2 separate regions of the Homo sapiens genome follow, and region 2 is linked to region 1. Evidence: chromatin contacts called from ENCODE Hi-C or POLR2A ChIA-PET data. All regions are on one chromosome and are shown on one strand. The core of a region is the stretch at or near the end of the contact, and the rest is flanking DNA. Distances in the headings are between cores, read along the strand shown.

Region 1 (2,924 bases), core at 144-2,643:
CCAGCTACTGGGAGGCTAAGGCAGGAGACTGGCATGAACCCGGGAGACGGAGCTTGCAGTGAGCCGAGATCACTGCCACTGCATTCCAGCCTGGGCAACAGAGCAAGACTCCGTCTCAAAAAAAAAAAAAAAAAGACAGTTGGGAAGAATTGGAGAAATTTTAAACTATAGTATGTATGTTAGGTGATATGGAATAATTATTCATTAATAGTCATATTGTGGTTAGATGATAGAATGCTCTTATTCTTAGGAGATGTGTGCTGATATAAAGTGTACTGAAGTCTACAACTTTCAGATGATTCAGAAAAACTTTTTATGCATCGAGATGAAGTAATGTGGCAATATATTAACTGACAGATTTAGATGAAGAGTATATGGGCTTTTCTGCACTATTCTTTCAACTTTTCCTTAGGGTTGAGATTTTTCAAAATAGAAAATGGGAGTGCCTGTACTTAGATTGGCTAGAGACTGGACAATAGCAATTGGGTTTTGGAAAGATTTCTTGGGACGGGTGAGATTGGGTGCTTTTTTTCATGAGAGCCCACCCTCACAACCAAGCAATGCTTTACACCAAGCATTGACTTCGCCTCTTGGAATACAGAACCCCTCCAAACCTTTACAGAGAACCGATGGTTTGGCAGTTGTGATAAAACAGGCCCTTCCTGGGCATGGAGGGAACTTCAGCAAGGCACCGGATCCAGTAATGGGAACCACATTGGCAGAAGTGTAGGGAGCTCCACCCCAGAAATAGCCCTTCTGTGCCGAGGCAGGACAACTGGAATGAATTATGCACATTCATACTTGTTAAACTGCCTTGGCACCAGAAGTGATCCTCGTAACCTGAGCTTTACAGCAGCACAGCCATACTTAAAGTTGGGTCAGCCTTGCCCCCGCACTCTCTCTGTCGGAGGTTTATAGCTAAGGCATAAAACAATTCAGCATGAGCTGAAACATGAAAACCTCCTCCAGATTGCAAAGGTAAACTTCTCTTTTTAAAGTTTTCTGAGGAGGCAGTGTTTGGGAATAAAGTCTTGTCTGTCTCCTTCTGCTTTTCCAGGTCCCCACACACCCTGTCCCCACCTCACTCCCTACCTCAAGCCTAGACCACAATCCAGTCACACACAGAAGCTGCTGCATCCTGTAGTTGGAGGGTTCTGTTGTGACCAGGGAGTCTTGGTTTCTGAAACTGAGCCTTGAAGCTGTCTGGCCTTGGGCAAGTTGAGTCCCCTCTCTAAGCTTCAGCCTCTTGGTTATTTATAGACAATATTTATTACAGGGTTATCCAGACCATACAGGTGTGTGGTCACTGTGTACGTGAGACCAGTGCACACGGTGGGTACTCTGTAAACAATGAAGTTTGCCTCATGTATCGATTCTTCCTTTCCTGAAAGATTTCTCTGTACAATGGAATGTTGTTTGACAGCATTTTACCCACAGTAGAATTTCTTTCAAAACTGGAGTCGGTCCTCTCAAACCCTGCTTCTGCCTTATCAACTATGTTGATATGATATTCTAAATTCTTTGCAGTCATTTCAACAATGTTCACAGCATCTTCATCAAGAGTAGTTTCCATCACAAGAAACCACTCTCTTTGCTCATCCATAAGAAGCAACTCCTCATCCATAAAAGTTTTATCATGAGATGGCAGCAATTCAGTTACATCTTGAGGCTCCACTTCTATTTTTCTTGCTACTACCAACACACCTGCAGTTACTTCCTCCACTGAAGTCCTGAATTTCTCAAAGTCACCCGTGAGAGCTGGAATCAGTTTCTTCCAAACTCTTGTTAATATTTCACCCCTCTCCTATGAATCTTGAGCATTCTTAATGGTATTTAGATTGGTAAATCCTTTCCAGAAAGTTTTCAATTTGCTTTGCCCAGATCCATCAGAGGAATCACTATCTATGGCAGCTATAGTCTTATAAAATGTGTTTCTTAAACAATACGATTTGAAAGTCAAAATTACTTTTTGATCCACGAGCTGAAGAATGGGTGTTACATGAGCAGGCATGAAAACAACATTCATCTCCTTAGTTATCTCCATCAGAGCTCTTGGGTGACCAGGTACATTGTCAGTAAGTGGTAATATTTTAAAAGAAGTCTTTTCTTCTGAGCAGTAGCTCTCAACAATGGGCTTAAAACATTCAGTAAACCATGCTGTAAACAGATGTGCCATCATCCAGTCTTTGTCATTACATTTAAAGAGCACAGGCAGAGTAGATTTAGCATCATTCTTAAGGGCACTGGGATTTTGGGAATGATAAATGAGCACTGCCTTCAACTTCAACTCACCAGCTGCATTAGCCCCTGACAAGAGAGTCAGCCTATCCTTTGAAGCTTCAAGCCAAGCATTGACTTTTCCTCTCTAACTATGAAAGTCCTAGATGACATCTTCTTCCAATAGAAGGCTGTTTTGTCTATGTTGAAAAACTGCTGTTTAGTGTAGCCACCTTCATCAACAATCTTAGCTAGATTTTCTGGATAACTTGCTGCAGTTTCTCCCATCAGCACGTGCTGCTTCACCTTGCACTTTTATGTTATGGAGGCTGCTTCTTTCCTTAAACCTCATGAACCAACCTCTGCTTGCTTGAAACTTTTCTTAGACAGCTTCCTTGTCTCTCTCAGACTTCACAGAATTGAAAAGAGTTAGGGCCTTTGCTCTGGATTAGGCTTTGGTTTAAGGGAGTGTTGTGGCTGGTTTGGTCTTTTATCCAGACCACTAAAACTTTCTCCATAAAACATAAAACAGCAAAAAGGCTGTTTTGCCTTCTTATCATTTGTGTGTTCAATGGAGTCGCAATTTTCATTTCCTTCAAGAACTTTTCCTTTGCATTCACAATGTGGCTAACTCTTTGGCTCAAGAGACCTAGCCTTCAGCCTGTCTCAGCTTCTGACATGACTTCCTCACTGAATTTAATTATTTC
Region 2 (2,924 bases), core at 143-2,642, 150 kb after region 1:
ACAAAATCTCTAGTTGTCTTCCTGAATCAAACTGCTGTTATTATAACTTGTAATCTTAAAAAAAAACTGTTCTTTCAATGGAAATTTTATATTTTACAGAGCTCCTTCATGTACGTGCTTCATGACTTATTCAAACAGCAAATACATTAACCTCTGACATTGCAGATGGTGTTACTCCCAGGAAACCAGGGTCCAGAGAACTTGCGTGACTTGCTCAAAGACACTCTGAGAAAACAATGATTCACTTCCAGGCTTCTCTGGCTTCAGAGCCCATGTTTATCCTCTGCACAACTCTGCCATTGGCTATTACCAAGGTTTGTGCTGAAACTGCCAGTAAATCAGGTATCAGGTTTTGGATAGCACTTCATTTAGTAACACTGCCAGAGGAACCATGTAAATTGGATCATGACTTTGGTGTACTAATATTACTACAAGGGTTTCAGAAAAAGAACAATTGCTCTCAACCAATGGTCAGGGAAGCTTCTTGGAGGAAGTGGAATTCAAGGTGGTGGTGGAGGTTGGATATGAGTAGGTAGTGATAAAAGGAAGAGGCAAGCACCTTGCAACAGCCAATTGTAGAAGTCAAAGATTTGCAACATATACAAAGATGGGAGATCAAGGCATTTTCTAGGAAAGATGAGTAGCTTGAAGTGGCTTAGCTTTTAGGATATTTGTGGCAGTAGTGAGAGGGGGAAAAGATGAGGAAAGCCAGCATGAATAATCTTGAAGGAGTTTAGGTTTTTTCTGTCTTTGGGAGCCACTGAGAAGTTTTAGGCGGAGGTGTGACAAGGTCAGGTTTGGTTTTAGAAACCTACTCTATTGTCAGCATACAGTTGGAGGTTCTTGGGGGACAGCCAGGTGGAAGTGTCCAGGAAAGAGTTAGATAGATGAGCTTATGACTGAGTGGAGAAATGAGCCTTTTACAAAAGGTTATTAGGGTCAGAGGTCATTAGGAAGAGAGTGTAACATCAGCTGTCTCTTCATTTCACCCAGTTGGGCCCTTTTAGTGGGGGTCAGGTTGTGTTCCAGTCCTGGCCGAAAATACACATCCCAGTCTCGTTATTTGGCTTCCTTGCTCACTAGTTCTTTCCTGACTTGTTATCCTTCTGCAAAGTCAGCTCCTATTTGGAGGCCTCCTCCAAGCTGGGTTTGAACTCCTCTAATCAGGAAGCCAGATACTCTCCAATTAAGAGGAATAGCAGTGGCTTACTGCTTCCTGTGGTAGGTGCTTTGTAAAGACTTGAAAATCTAGTCCTGGGGGAATAGATGTGGAGACCTGCTCTGCACCCACATACTGGAATCCACTTTTCTGCTTGGTTTGAAAGCTCTCCAAGCTCCTTGAATGAGGTGAAAGGCCGTGTGGTTTCCAAGGCTCATTAACTTTCCGCCATCTCGATCCGTGGAACAGAGCCATGGCTTGAAGCAGCTCTGACTCTCGGGTGATAGGGAGGGAAGTTGAAAAGCACAGGAGAGTAGCTTGGGTTTGGCCTCAATGTCTAAAGGAGACTAATTACTGTAAGGAAGTCAGAGGTTCCTTTGCTGTACCTTCTTCCCCTTCTGGCTTCTTCCTGAAACCTGCACTGAGACTGAAAGCCATCTGTCCAACTTAGTGAGGGAGGCAGGGAGACAGCGTGGGTGCCATACTTTCAGAATGCTAATTTGTACAAAATATATGGAGATCTGGTCTGTGGGAGAAAAAGCTAACTTTTAATTAGCCTACTGTGTGCTGGGCATGGTGGCTGGCATTGTGCACATTTACACACATAGGCAGACTTGAGTTTCTTGTGGATACGAATAATTTCATATAATCTCGTATCCTCAGCCCCTAGGCCTATCTGTCACATAGTAGATGCTCAGTATATTTTTAAATCTGTTTTAAAACTCTGATAGATAGATATCATTATCACCATTTTATAAATGACAAAAATAAGGCTCAAAGGTGTGCAGTATTTGTTTCACATAGCTAGGAAGTAGCAGAGCAGGCTCTTACCTGATTCCAAGCCTCTTCTCTGAAAAATCACAGAATCTTGAACAGTTACGTGAGCACTCTGTCCTGTACCACTGGAATCTGGCAATACAGATACAGTCAGAAGACATGTTTCCTGTGTAAGACTCACTAGGGAATGCAGAGATTAATTTGATGATGGCAGGGTTCTCTAGACAACTCAGGTAGACTAATAACCCTGAGAAAGGGAGATCCACGTAAAAGTGCTTTGGGAAGGCAGAAGGTGAAACTCCTTCCAGCTGCCGGGAGGGGGTTTCAAGGAGGAGGTGGCATTGGAGCCAGAACTCAAAGCACATTTAGATTTGAATACATGAAGATCACGGTAAAGGAGCCCAGACTATGGAAATGGCCCAGGCAGAAGCACAGAAGAAGGCCCAAAGAGCGCAGCGACCACCATCTGGCAGCTACTTGTCCAGCTGCCCCCTTACATTGACTGTTTGCCAAGGCAGCCAGCAAGTTCCTACTCAAGTACTGACATGCATGTCACTGTGTGGCATAGGATAAGGTACTTCCTAGATGGGCCCTAGTTTTCCCATCTAGAGAATTCTTTTCTAACCATAAAGCCTGCTCCTCTAGTTTTGCTCTTTTTCTTCCTTGACACTAATCCACCTAAAGGAAATGTCCTGGCCAGAACCAGGCCACTTCCTACCCAGTGCCAGTTCTCTCCTGGCTCAATCTCCTTCTACATTTTCTGCTCTTCCGCTGGTCCATCACTCACAGCTCCCTGGTCTCTGTGCCTTTATTCCACATCCACCTTGCAAAACCCAGGATCATTTTAACCATTCACCACTTCTGATCTCAAAGCTGTGCTTCTGAATGCCACTAAGCCAAATCACATCATGCTCCTGATCTTTAGCCTCTCCTGGGCCCTCCCAGCTGCAGTTCTTGTACTTTGTGAGTTCTCGCTCTCATTCGCCAG

The links. A loop is a pair of places that touch in the nucleus more often than their neighbours do. ChIA-PET counts read pairs that join two places held with the same protein, here RNA polymerase II (POLR2A). Pooled maps may share reads with other maps.
Region 2: a loop to region 1 is called in a map of sigmoid colon, with 2.6 times the contacts of the local background. The contact joins two enhancer-like sites. A Hi-C loop is called at or near these places in 7 of 168 maps with a recorded cell type or tissue (Right ventricle myocardium inferior, esophagus muscularis mucosa, heart left ventricle and 3 more), 1 of 37 single-sample maps with no recorded cell type and 6 of 50 pooled maps. POLR2A ChIA-PET finds 5 or more read pairs at or near these places in 3 of 52 experiments (IMR-90, Panc1 and activated CD4-positive, alpha-beta T cell).

What each region holds. Positions count from the first base shown.
Region 1 is chr11:78,945,585-78,948,508 of GRCh38, reverse strand. The region is part of intron 6 of TENM4 (teneurin transmembrane protein 4); the gene reads left to right. Among named protein-coding and RNA genes, the nearest start is that of TENM4-AS1, 150 kb to the left of the region's middle. Within about 2 kb of position 1,393, at least 2 of the 41 ENCODE cell types and tissues checked have a DNase peak (open chromatin) inside an H3K27ac peak, as active enhancers do.
Region 2 is chr11:78,794,485-78,797,408 of GRCh38, reverse strand. The region is part of intron 15 of TENM4 (teneurin transmembrane protein 4); the gene reads left to right. Among named protein-coding and RNA genes, the nearest start is that of NARS2, 220 kb to the right of the region's middle. Within about 2 kb of position 1,392, at least 5 of the 41 ENCODE cell types and tissues checked have a DNase peak (open chromatin) inside an H3K27ac peak, as active enhancers do.